2 separate regions of the Homo sapiens genome follow, and region 1 is linked to region 2. Evidence: read pairs that join two places in POLR2A ChIA-PET (ENCODE). Cell type or tissue: Caco-2. All regions are shown on one strand. Links, peaks and the distances in the headings refer to the core of each region. The heading gives the core; the rest is flanking DNA.

What was found. ChIA-PET counts read pairs that join two places held together with the same protein. Peaks named below come from ENCODE experiments on the same cell type or tissue, not always from the same donor. Only the 100,000 strongest peaks of a DNase experiment are listed, where the experiment ranks them.
Region 1: POLR2A ChIA-PET joins it to region 2 with 11 read pairs; 2 of 35 experiments call an interaction of 5 or more read pairs at or near these places.

What each region holds. Positions count from the first base shown.
Region 1 is chr6:47,394,773-47,402,465 of GRCh38, reverse strand. LOC105375082 (a long non-coding RNA gene) reads left to right here and starts at 5,068. Exons shown (of 3, transcript XR_926865.4): 1 at 5,068-5,417; 2 at 6,974-7,040. In Caco-2, for the core only: no CTCF peak of the experiment used is centred there; no DNase peak of the experiment used is centred there.
Region 2 is chr6:47,512,887-47,517,886 of GRCh38, reverse strand. The region is part of intron 2 of CD2AP (CD2 associated protein); the gene reads right to left. Among named protein-coding and RNA genes, the nearest start is that of CD2AP-DT, 37 kb to the right of the region's middle. In Caco-2, for the core only: no CTCF peak of the experiment used is centred there; no DNase peak of the experiment used is centred there.

The DNA.
Region 1 (7,693 bases), core at 1,476-6,475, 120 kb after region 2:
TTGCTTTCCTCAACACTTCCAGCCCAAAGGAGGAAAGACTTCAAAATTAATTCTGCATAAGTGGGAAAAAGAACTCAAAGCAAATATTGCCAACTGACTTGAGAGACAGCTAGGAGAGGATTTGGCTCCAACTGAGCAGACACTCAATTTTGGCATCCATCCAGCTCAGAACTAAGGTCAGTTGTTTAAAACTGGGTCTCAAGAAAAGCCTGAGTGTCGCAAGTGATTATCTTCAAACTTCCCCGACATCTCGGGGGACCCAGTATTAGATTTAGAGTGCTTTCCCTGAGAGTATTTGCATAAGCATTGATGAGCCTTGTTCCCAGTTTGGTTTTTATATTTGCAGGGTTTACTCCAGTGCACCATAGCACCAAGTTTTCCCAGGACATTTAAAAATCTCATTTCTCTACAGCAACACTTCCTTGTTTGTGTTCCTCTTGCACATCCTTCTTGGGGCACACAAGCCATCATTCTCGTTGTTCTTAAGGAGGCAGTCAATTATGGATTTTTATAATTAGGATTCTGAAACATGACATTTGAGACAGGCCTCCTTTCAAACAGAGATCCCTAGGGCATAATCTAATTACCAACAAGGTACAATGCCCACAGTCTTGCAAAGAACTCTGGAGTAAAGGCTCTATGTTGACCCAAGTCATTAATAATAGATCATTAGCTCTTGAGCCAGCATTTATTGAACACCACGGAGTGTCAGATGTGCCGCAGGATGGTAACAAAAGAATGAAGATTCTCGAAGGATTCCCCCAGTGGGTGGGTGAGACCAATTTCCCATCTGGTTGTGGTGAAGCAATGGGGTTACCAGGGTCTACTCCATTCACATTCCAGTAAATATGAACAGGTCCCGTCCACCCTTCTACAAGAAGGGCAGCAAGTTTCCTGAGAAGGCAGAGTTGAGAGAATGCTAATTGTAAAGCATGAGGAAGAAGAGAAAAGAGCAGGTATGAACCCCCGACGATGGAAGTTTTTAAATGACTCTATTGGGGGCCAACACAATAACAATGTCTATCCTCTAAGAAGTCTCATAGAGGCAATTTCTTCCTAGTAAGACTTACACAGCCCTTCACCTGGGCACCACTCAGTACAAAGACTTTGTTCTTATCTTGGTCCCCCTTAGAATATTTGGCTGGCTTAATGTCTGAACCCTGAAACCTCCCTGGATCCTGGCTATCTCTGATATAGGAAATGCACAGTGCATTTGCTCTGTCCTAGACTAAGCCTAGGGTTAACTCTCATGTCACTTGGAATACTTTTTTCTGGAAAAAATTTGCTTTCAGTTTCTTTGGTTCTGGTGACCCACTGGAATGCTAAGTACTGTTGAAAAACTGATCATTTTATTGAGTAAATTTGTCAAACATTTATTTATTCATTCAACAAGTGGTTCTAGAGTGCATATCATGTTGCCTGGCACTGTCCTAGTGGCTGGCAATGCAGCAGGAGCAAAACAGACAAAATTCTCAGCCCTCATGGGGAGACAAGAAAATTAGATACGAGTATAGCATGCTGATGGTGTTAACTTCTAAGGTGAAAAAAAGGCAGGGAAAGTGGGTAAGGAATTTACGAAGGGTGCGATGGGTAGGGCTGCAATTTTAGAAAGGCTAGCCAGAAAAGGACTTAGGCAAAAACAACATTGAGTGAAGACAATGAAAAGTCAAAAGAGTGAGTCACAAAAGACATGTGGGTGATGGGCACACTGGGCAAATGAAAATGCAAGTATGCCAGTTCTCAAGTTGGAGTATGACTGGAGTATTCTAAGAACACCAAGGAGGCCAGTATGTCTGAGTTGAATGACAGAGGGAGAGAATGATAGGAAACAGGGTCAGAGATGAAGCTGGGGAGGGGAGAGAGCAGGTTGGAGGCAGGGAAGAGTGGGTAGGACTGTTAGGCCATTGAAAATACTTGAGCATTTACTCTAAGGGAGATGAGGGTCAACAGCATCTGCTACATAGAAAGTTTTCATTTAATGGAATTTTTGGTGAATAGATATGAAGGATTCAGTACTATGGCTAAGTGTCTAAGTTATTTTCATTTCCTAGACACTTAGCCATAGCTCTGTGTCCTTCATATCTATTCACTTATATAATGTACAGGAGTACATTTCTATAATGATAATGGGCTGTTGAGGTAGCCGTATTTACTGACTACTTACTCAAATCTTGCCTTTCCCTTGGCTCCTAACATAGCTGCAAGTCTTAGTCCCTCACTGGATTTAGACTCCAATGTCACCTATTCAGAGAGGCCTTCTCTTATGACTGTCTGAAATGGCACCTCCCATCACTCTCCAGTCTCTGATCCTGTTTTATTTTTCTTCAAAGTACTTAGCTTTATGATTGTTATAGTATAGATTGGAATCACTTGGGAAGATTGGAGTTGAGTAGAATGACATGATGTGTGTTCTATTTTAACAACAATCAATCTAGCTGCTGTGCTGAGAACATACTGAGGGGAGGTAAGGGAAGAAGCAGGGAGACCAGTTGTTTGTAGAACATTGTTTCTCAATAGTCGCAATATATTTGACAGTTTCTTTGGAAGAGCTTATATACATGTTAATCTTGATATGCACCGGGAGTTTGTTATGGGTTTACATAGTCTCCATTCTTAAATGATCCTAAAAATTACAATGTAATGTCTGACAATTTCCCCCTGATATTTTGGTTTAAATTATATTGACTAATAAAATAGACATGGAGAAAACACTCCCCTAAACTGAGACATAGCATTGTGCCAAGAATAGATGAATCTTCTGTAGTGATCTTTGAGGTTCATGCTATCTTCCACTAAGATAAACAGATAGATATTAGATATATACAAACTTTGTGACAAGGATTAGAGAGTACAGAATTTTCAGAGAGTCAGCCTCTTTCCATCACTTATTTACTCTCCCTCTGGGGCATCTGACACTTATGGGTCCAGGGAGCTTCCTGAGGCTTGTCTTCCTTTGAATAGTTAGGAACATAAAGGAAGACTCCTTGTCCAATGCTTTGGCCCTGCAGGATCTGGAATAGTAATGCACTTCTGCAGAGGAGCAGGAATTGGAAAGCTTTGTACCAGCAAAGGATTTTGAATCTACGAAACCCACCTCAAGCATGTGAGGGTAGAGTCAAAGGCAGGCAGTTTAGCGGATGAAGGCATAAAGATTTTGATTCTGCCCAGTCACTAACTAGTTCCTAGTGATAGATGACTCATTTTCTCTTCATGGCCCTTAGTTTTTCAACTTTAACCAGGGAAAGTCAAGATACACTAAATGAAAAAAGAGGCTGCATAATAATGGGTTTAGTATGATCCCATTTTCTTGTTTTAATAATATTAAAAAACCTTTCATTTGTGTTGTGTGTGTCACATAAGTATACCATACAGATATATATGGAGGATATATACACACAGAGATATACACATATATATCTACAAATACATAGACTATTGATACACATATCTAGATAAACACAAAGAAAGATTTTAACATAAGTTACTCTGGAGAGACAGGCAGAATTCTTGGATCTTTGGCCCCCAAGTCTCACTTTGTGTTTTTGGAGATAAGCTAGCTTGGCCAGGGACTTCTCCTCTGCATGGGGAAGAGTGGATCTGCATTCCATCTCAATTTCTGACAAGGCTACCAGGTGCTAGAATCCAAATCATTGTCCTAGAATCCTATAAACAGCTAGCACCCATGCTCACCTTTTTGATACCCAAGCTTGGATTATCTTGCCCCATTTGCAAGAGCATTCCATTACTTGCCCCATAAAAAGGAAGAGTCATAGGGAGATAGGGTCCCTTTTCTGGAGCATAGCCCCACAGTGTGTCCCATGCGTCCAGTTGTACTTAGCCTAGGCTTGTCCATCCACAGAGAAGGGGCCCCTGCAACTGCTTCCTGTCTGCCCTAAATTCCAGCCTGCACCACATGACACTAGCAGGTACTCTTGAGCTAGTACATTTGGCTTAATTGGCGATCAAGGTGTTGATGTGAAAATGGAAGGGTTGGGGAGTGTTGGCTGGGAGTGAGAGTGGAGGCAATGAAGAGAGAGATTACTAATCTTTTTGCTATATATTTTAGTATAATTTTACCAGTTAAAATGAGCATAAGTCTGTAAGTAAAAATCTAGTCAATAAAAGTGGGCACTAAAGGTATTAAGTATTTTTTCCAAATGCGAAGTCTGACCATATATAAGGTACAGCCTGACTTTTTGTGCTCTGGCCTTTCATGTAGTTAGGAGCACCTGGTCAGGCACTTGTACTTTGCTTGTGCTGGCCTCAGTGATGTTTAAAAGAGTAGGGCCATTTGAAGACAGATATTTTGATGTTCCCGCAGATCTTTTAAAGGCTACTTACTCACATCTTGCCTTTCTCTCTGCTCCTAACATAGTCACATGTTACATGTGCTTCTAAAGACACAAAAAATGAGGTAATTTTAGAAAGAAATTAAAGCTTTTGGATACCCTAGCCAAGGGTAAATTTGAACAATTAAAAAGATAATTGGACTGAAACTGGGTTAATAAAAACAGACTTTTGGAGCTCAGGGAATCACAGGGACAGGAAAGCAATTTGATAATGTCTGACCCTTCCACCCATCTATCTGCCCTCCATCTTCTTTTTCTTCTGTGTTGATTCTTCAGGATTACATTGTTTACAAATCAGTTCTGACTTGGAAACTATGCATCACTTAAAGAGAAGAAAAGAAAAGTGCCCTTGTATGTGCCATTTGTGTCAGTCTCAGAGGTGAAGGATGCATTGACCTTCCTATTCCTGACATGTGATTTGAAGGAGGCTTATTTCTTATTCTCAATGGTTTCTTGAGACATTTGAATAATATTTTGAAAATGGGCCAACTCATTTTTAAATAAAAGGCAATTAGGTTACCCCATCTCATTTTTCTCACAAAGTAATATGTATAGCCATGTAGGACAATGCAAATTTTCCAGACTGATTTGGAATGAGCTGAATTATCTTCTTTCCTCTAATTGATTAATTACTCTAGGTTTCAAAGAGGAGGAACCTCCTGGTACTTCAGTTGAAAAAATTTAAAAGCTTATGTTTAAAACAGGAAATTTGTGAAGTGGAAGAAAGGAAGTGAAGGAGAGAGGGAGGGAGGAAAAAAGGAAGGGAAGAAGGAATCCTTATTTGACCTGTACTCCTTTAGAACCCAAAGTTAGTTCTAGTCCTCTCCGTTTCTTTGGATACTCATTTTCCTACACTGGGATTTCTACCTTCCTTCTTTCCCAAACTCAAAAACACAGTAATGATCTTGCTTTTAAGACATATCATATCATGTTTTTCAGTTTTGGATGTTGCTGCCAAGGGCAGTCAGCTCATTTGACTCTATCTACTATGCTGCATTTGAGATTTTGTCAATGCCATTGAATACAAAGGTGAAAGCAAGAGCCCATAAATATGGCTGCATCAAAAAGGTAAGCATTTTGCCTGGTCCCCATTGTTTGGGTAAACTAATCCAACAATCAATGTTGTTTTCCATTTAGCAAGCCTTCTTAAAAGGAAACTTAAAATACTTGGATTGAACAATGCGTGTGTGTGTTAATTCAAATGGCAGGCAAACAATCAACATGGATTATCTAAGGATAGACTTTCTGTGGTTAAAAATTCAGAAATTTAACACTATGTACTTAGACTGTTACTAAGGCCTCTTAAAAATAGCCAATCTATTATTTATCACCTTATCTCCCCTACCATTATTTGAGAAACATTTTGATAAAAGTAATTTATTTCATTTTTCCATCTCTTTTTCCATTTTTTTTCAAGTTACTGTTTTACATATGATTTATTTATATTGGCTATTGTGGCTCTCAAACATCACAAGGCTTATGTTTATGCATTTAAATCTTCTGGGACTCCGCCAAAGCAACTGTTTTCATCTCATTCAATATTCATCCTTTCCATACCAATGAGTTTCTAGGAGACTTTCCACAAGGTCCTTGGAGCTAGTGCATTTTCTTACAATTTTATCTTGAAATGATTTAGGACTTGAGAATAATCATAAGAAAAAAAAACCCAAAAAGAAAGAGTGTGAATGAGATATATAGCATGAATGAGATAATTAAAAATAAATAGGCTTTAAAAGATCATGTCCATACATACAATTTCTGTAATTTAAAAAAGCTTCAGTAAACATGGTACTTAAAGTTTTGTTGTTTGTTTGATAGGTATATAGAAGGTGTAAATATGCTATGAGATGATTGCTGGCTTTTCCAAATCTCTTAGTTCACATTCCTGGCAGAAATGGTTGGGGTAATCCATCTTTGAGGACTAAACCTGAGAAAATATTAAATATCAGTTCTTAAAGCTTTAAAGTGGTAGGCTTGATTTCAATTTGCTAACTCCTTTCTTCAATGTCACATTTTAAAAATGGCTTTTCTAAAATTTACTCTCCCTTACACAGGGATGAATTAAACCAATTAAATGTATATACATGGCCCTTTCCAAAACTAGAATTCCGAGATTATTCACATCAAAAAATAAGTGAAGTGGAATTTTAATAATCTATTCAAAGACCCCAGCCTGTGTAGCTCATCTACATGGTGCTGGTTTCTTTAAATAGAGAAAATTTATTGAAAACAAAAATGCCTTGACTAAATTTTACGTTGAAAGATAAAAGGGAGACCCACGAGGCCTGGGATTTTCCAGATAGAAGGTGCAAAATTTCTATCTGCCAAGTGCATGGGATCTTTGAGTGACCATCCTCAGCTAGATGCTACAAGACAACAAGTCTCAGCAGAGATGAAGGCAGTTGATATCTGTCACTTGAATGGTTACCTGCAAATTATTAGGTTTTAATAATAGAGTCTTGTTTAGATATTGTTGCAGTTTATAATTTGCGTCACTGATCTGCATAAGTACATGGAGCCAACTCTTATTATTCATAGATATTTATGTATGAATTTGCTTACTTGTTAAAATTTATTTGTAACTTCCAAATCAATATTCATGGCACTTTCTTGGTTATTTGCAGACATGCATAGAATGGTGAAAAATTTGAGTTGCTTGATGTTCACATTTCTCGGCTGAGGTTGAATGAGGTAATCCTCTGCTTTCTTGTTCTGGCCCTCATACTGTAAGCAAGTATTCTCTTTGAGGTCTATTTAGTGCTATGTTTTTTCACGTTTTTGTGCTTTTTGGTGGTAATTTTGCTTTTGAAAATGTTCCTGGCTGGGCATGGTGGTGACTCATGCCTGTGATCCCAGCACTTTGGGAGGCTGAGGTGGGTGGATCACTTGAGGTCAGAAGTTCGAGACCAGCCTGGCCAACATGGTCAAACCAGTCTCTATTAAAAATGCAAAATTAGCCGGGCATGGTGGCGCGCACCTGTAATTCCCAGCTACTCTGGAGGCTGAGGTAGGAGAATCGCTTGAACTGGGGAGACGGAAGTTGCAGTGAGCAGAGATCGTACCATTGCACTCCAGCCTGGGTGACAGAGCGAGAGTCTGTCTCAAATAAAGAAAAAAGGAAAATGGTCCTAAGCACACAAGGGTTATGATACGCCTTACAGAGAAAATAGGTTGCATTAGATAAGCTTTATTCAGGTAAGAATTATAGTGCTGATGACCATGAGTCCAGTGTTAATTAAATAAGGTGCCTTAAAACAGGAATACACATAATACAAGGTTATGTGTGATCAATTGATGAAAATATTGTGACCTGAGACTCACAGGAATCCAACTCTGTATTTTCC
Region 2 (5,000 bases), core at 1-5,000:
ATCTCATTGGATACTCATAACACTATAAGATAAATACTATTAATATCCCTTTTTTCAGCAGATAGAGGTGGTGGTAAAAATCTCATAAATACTAAATAACTTACCCAGGGAAACACAAGTCTGCCAGGCTCCAAAGTCTAAATACCTAAACTATATACCAGATTGTCTATATCCATCAAAAGATCTAAAAGATGATAAAGAAATATCATGAAGACTTGGCAACTATTATTAGTCTGTTCCTGTGCTGTTATAAAGAAGTATCTGAGGCTGGGTAATTTATTTTAAAAAGAGGTTTAGGGCCAGGCGCGGTGGCTTAGGCCTGCAATCTCAGCACTTTGGGAGGTCAAGGCAGGCATATCACCTGAGCCCAGAAGTTCAAGACCAGCCTGGGCAACATGGCAAACCCCACCTCCACAAAAAATAGAAAAAACATTAGCCAGGCATGGTGGCACACACCTGTAGTCGCAGCTATTTGTCAGGCTGAGGTGAGAGGATCGCTTGAGCCCAGAAAGTCGAGGCTGCAGCGAGCTGTGATCGCACCGCACCACTGCACTCCCGCCTGGGTGACAGAGTAAGAAACCGCCTCCAAAAAAAAAAAAAAAGAAGTTTAATTGGCTCACAGTTCTGCAAGCTATACAAGCATGGCTCCAGCATCTCTTCCTGGTGAGGGCCTGAGGAAGCTTCCAATCATGGCAGAAGAAGAAAGGGGAGCAGGCGCATCACATAGTGAGAGCAGGAACAAGAGAAAGAGGAGGGAGGTTCCAAACTCTTTTAAATAGCCAGATCCCAAGTGAACTGGGTGAGAATTCATTTATTACCAAGGGCATGGCGCTAAATCATTCATGCCAGATCAGCCCCCATGGGTCAATCACCTCCCACCAGGCCCCACCTCCCATATTAGGAATCACATTTCAACATGAGATTTGGAGGGGACAACTACCAGCAACTAACTCATATTGGCAGAAATAAAAAACTATAGAATTGATATACACTGAAGTGCTGCACTAAATATAAAATCATATGCTATGATCTAACTTTAATAAAGAATAACAGTTGATTGTCCATGACTTTCCTATTTACATCTCAATTACTCTGAAACTAAAAATCTCAGCCTCCACTGTCCTGTTTTCTAACTTTTCATAAGCAAACTAAAACATCATTTGTCACTCACACTGAAAAAAAAATGGGAAGTATATAAATGGGAAAATTTATTTTATCTGGTGTCATCTCTAACTTTCTGTTCCAGTATTACTGCCCAATTCTAACCAATTCAGGATCTTCTCTCAATCCAGAAGCTATAAAATCAAGTAAACAAAGCATCCATTGCACATCATGAAAAGACCTTCATGAGTACCAGTCAACACACACACTGGGTGTGATAGGCATTACTAATGCTCTAGTTCTACTGTTCTTTTGCATATAAAGCAAGATCATATTTTTCTGCCCCTTTGATAGTACACATGACCACATCATTGCTATGGGCCAATGAAATGAAAAAGTAATATGGACCACTTCCAGAGGGAAGCATTTAAAACTGGAACGTGATTTTCTATGCTCTGTTGCTCTGTCCTCAAAAATTACAAAAGCACAAATTGACAATGACTTGCCACAAGACTAAAGCAGCCCAGAAGGTTGTGCCGCCACATGAAAAGCAGCACAGTGACTTGGCTAGCTGGACCAAACTTTGCATGAAAGGATGTAGTCTTTCCTTGTGCTACGCCACCACTGAGATTTTGATGTTGGTACCACAATGTAAACTATCCTGACTTACAAAATGAACTTCCTAATTTCCTTAAACTGTATAATAAAATCTTGGTTTTCAGCAAAATTTCCAGGGATAGAGGCAGAACACAATGATTAAATGCATTTTACAAAGTTATCTAGAAACCTATGCATTTCAAGCCAAGCTTCATTTTCTAATTACCTGTATTTTTACTTTTTTTCCCACATATTTTGCATTCCATCTTTAGTCTTTGAATTTCCTTTACGTCAAGTGTCTTTCTTCTGAAATTTCTTGAGTTTAGTTTAAAAAAAAAAATTTACTTCCATCAAATTGCAATTTGAGAAACAGTTTGATTTTTTTTTTCCTTTTCCAGGGTCAAATCTGAAAGTGATCAAAAGCACTTTTAATTTTATAATGCTAAGATCTTTCAACTATGCTGATGCTACTGGAAAATTTCAATGACTAGGATTTATATCACTTGCCCCAACAGCCTCAAAAGCACAGGACGTTACAGAATGATCACATTTCTCTAATAACTAGCACATACCATAGATGCATTTTTTCATCTAAAAAGAGCCCTGGCATTGGCCTGTCATAGAGTTAACTATGATCAAGTTTTTAGCCCATATTACCAGCAAGACTTTGGGTAAGAATGACACATTCCCTATGCCTAATTTTCAAAGACATGAGAATAAAGTGAGATAACGTATGTGAATATGCAAAGTATTCATACAGATATAAAGTGTTATTAGCCTATTATCTATCCCCTTCATTTCCACTCTCAATGTAGCACTCTGATCTCTATTATACTTTATAGCCCCAACTCTATCTTCTGGAAAACCTTTCCTTCTCATTCAGATTAATTTATTAAATAGTTTTAAATATCTTTAAGCAATCTTCAAAATATACTGTACCCCCTACTTTAACCCATGCTTTTAGTCTTAAATCCCATTACTCCCCCATATGAAAACTTTCATTCAGCCAAAGTAGTCTGCCTAATTATCTTTTTATCATAAATTATCTAATACCTTTGCCAGACCTACAATGCACTCAGTACTCCTATAACTTTCTACCTTAAGAACCAATTCAGTGTTACTTTTTTTTTTTTTTTTAAGACGGACTCTCACTCTGTCACCCAGGCTGGAGTGCAGTGGAGTGATCTTGGCTCACTGCAACCTCCGCCTCCTGGGTTCAAGCAATTCTCCTGCCTCAGCCTCCCGAGTAGCTGGGATTGCAGGTGCGTGCCACCACTCCTGGCTAATTTTTGTACTTTTAGTAGAGACTGGGTTTCACCGTGTTGGCCAGGCTGGTCACCAACTCCTGACCTCAGGTGATCCACCTGCCTTGGCCTCCCAAAAGGGTGGGATTACAGGTGTGAGCCACTGCGCCCAGCCTAGTTTTACTTTTAATCCCCTTTCTGAAAGACATTTTTTCAAAGATTCTGTAACACCTATCATCTTATCACATGTCTGCCATTCAGTCATGTAAGGCATTACAATTTATCCTGTTTTACACTGTTATTTCCCCCAATAAAATAAATTGTGGGAAAGATTCTTCTCACCACACCCCAAAATATGTCACAGTCAACTAAGCATTTGTTTACTGGAATGTGTTTATTTTGTTTTATCTCAATTACAAAGTAGCAACTCCAACAACCAAGTGCCAAATATGAACTAGCCAAGACATTGATACTGAATCAAAGTTATACCCACAAATAAATCTTTATTCTCTACTTTAGTCTAAAACATTGAAGTTAAGAATGTAGTAATATCTGCTAAGTTAGCCTGGTTTCTCCTCAGTTTTAGCTTACTTCTTAAACATAACAAATTAATGAGGTATAGTTTATGATTTGTAGCTACAAAATAAAAATGAAATGACTTAAAAAAGATCAATGAAGTAGACTATTCATATCTTTCCAAGTGAAAAACATTTAATCATACTAAACACAAAAAAAGATTGATGACATACTAAAAATGAAAATTTTACAGCTAATAGTAAAGTTGTTTATACTTAGACAAGTCACAAAAAGCATTTACGAGGAATACATAAGCAGAAGGAAGACAAAAGTCTATTGGTTAAAATACATTAAGAACTACTAGAAATTAACTAGAATATGAACAAGAACTCAAAGGAAAAATAGAAGAAATATCCTGAACAAGCTGTACACAAGGAACTGAAATGTGAAAAGATGCCTAGCTTCACTAGTAATCATGAAAATGAAACACAACATGGTAGATACTACTGTACATCTGTAAGGCTAGCCCCCCCCCCAAAAAAAAATTTTTTTTAAAGTCTGATGGTATCAGACGTTTTTAAATTGGTATAATTACTTGAGAGAGAAATCAGACAACATCTAGTATAGTTGAACATGTGCACACCCTAGGAGTCAGCAAATCTTCAGCTGTACACATACCCCAAAAAAGATGTTTACTGAAGTTCTAATAGCTAAAAATTTCTTAATAGCTAAAAATTGAAAAAAAGTCCTAAATATCCAAAAAATATGTAATACTTAGCCGGACAATGGAATACTATGCAGAGATTAGAAAGTAGTAGTAAAGGTGTCTCTCCTATAATACTGTATGTGCAGTCTTAAACACCATGCATTCTGGGAGAAAAAAAAACACTAAAATACCACTTATTATGTGAAAACTTCAAAATCAAACACTAAAAATACCAGTGACTATATAAAAAATAGAGTTTGCAGACCACTCAATTTATGCAAAAACCTATGCAGTTTGGGACCTCAACACTATAAACGAAAACAAATAATAACTAGAACCTACATAGATAGGCAATAACTTAGACTGCCCAAGCAGTCATGACTGAAGAATTCTTCAGTAGCTATTAAAAATGTAAAACAAAAAACAATTAAGTGGGAATGTTGGTTGGCTTATGGATGCTGAGACAGTGAAAGTGAGCACCAGGATTTAAGAGCCCTCAATGCCAGAACTGTAAACTTTGAGGAAGATACCCTTAGAGATACAGATGGTTACTTTAAAAGAAGAAAAAAAAAAAAAAAAGGTATTCAGATTCAAAAGAACTCCAAGCTGCTTCCATTTTCTTGCTGAAGTCATAATCCTACAATCTTTATTACAGCTCTTCTTACCTAGAAAATAAACTAACACACTTTCTCATTGTCCTGACATCATTTCTCTCTACTAATTACCTATAAGCTAACTAGTGTTATAAAACCCATTTGTAACAGATGCAACTACATTATGTATCCATGTTGAAATCTCACATTAAATATAAAGAAAAGGTGCAATGTGAAACAATT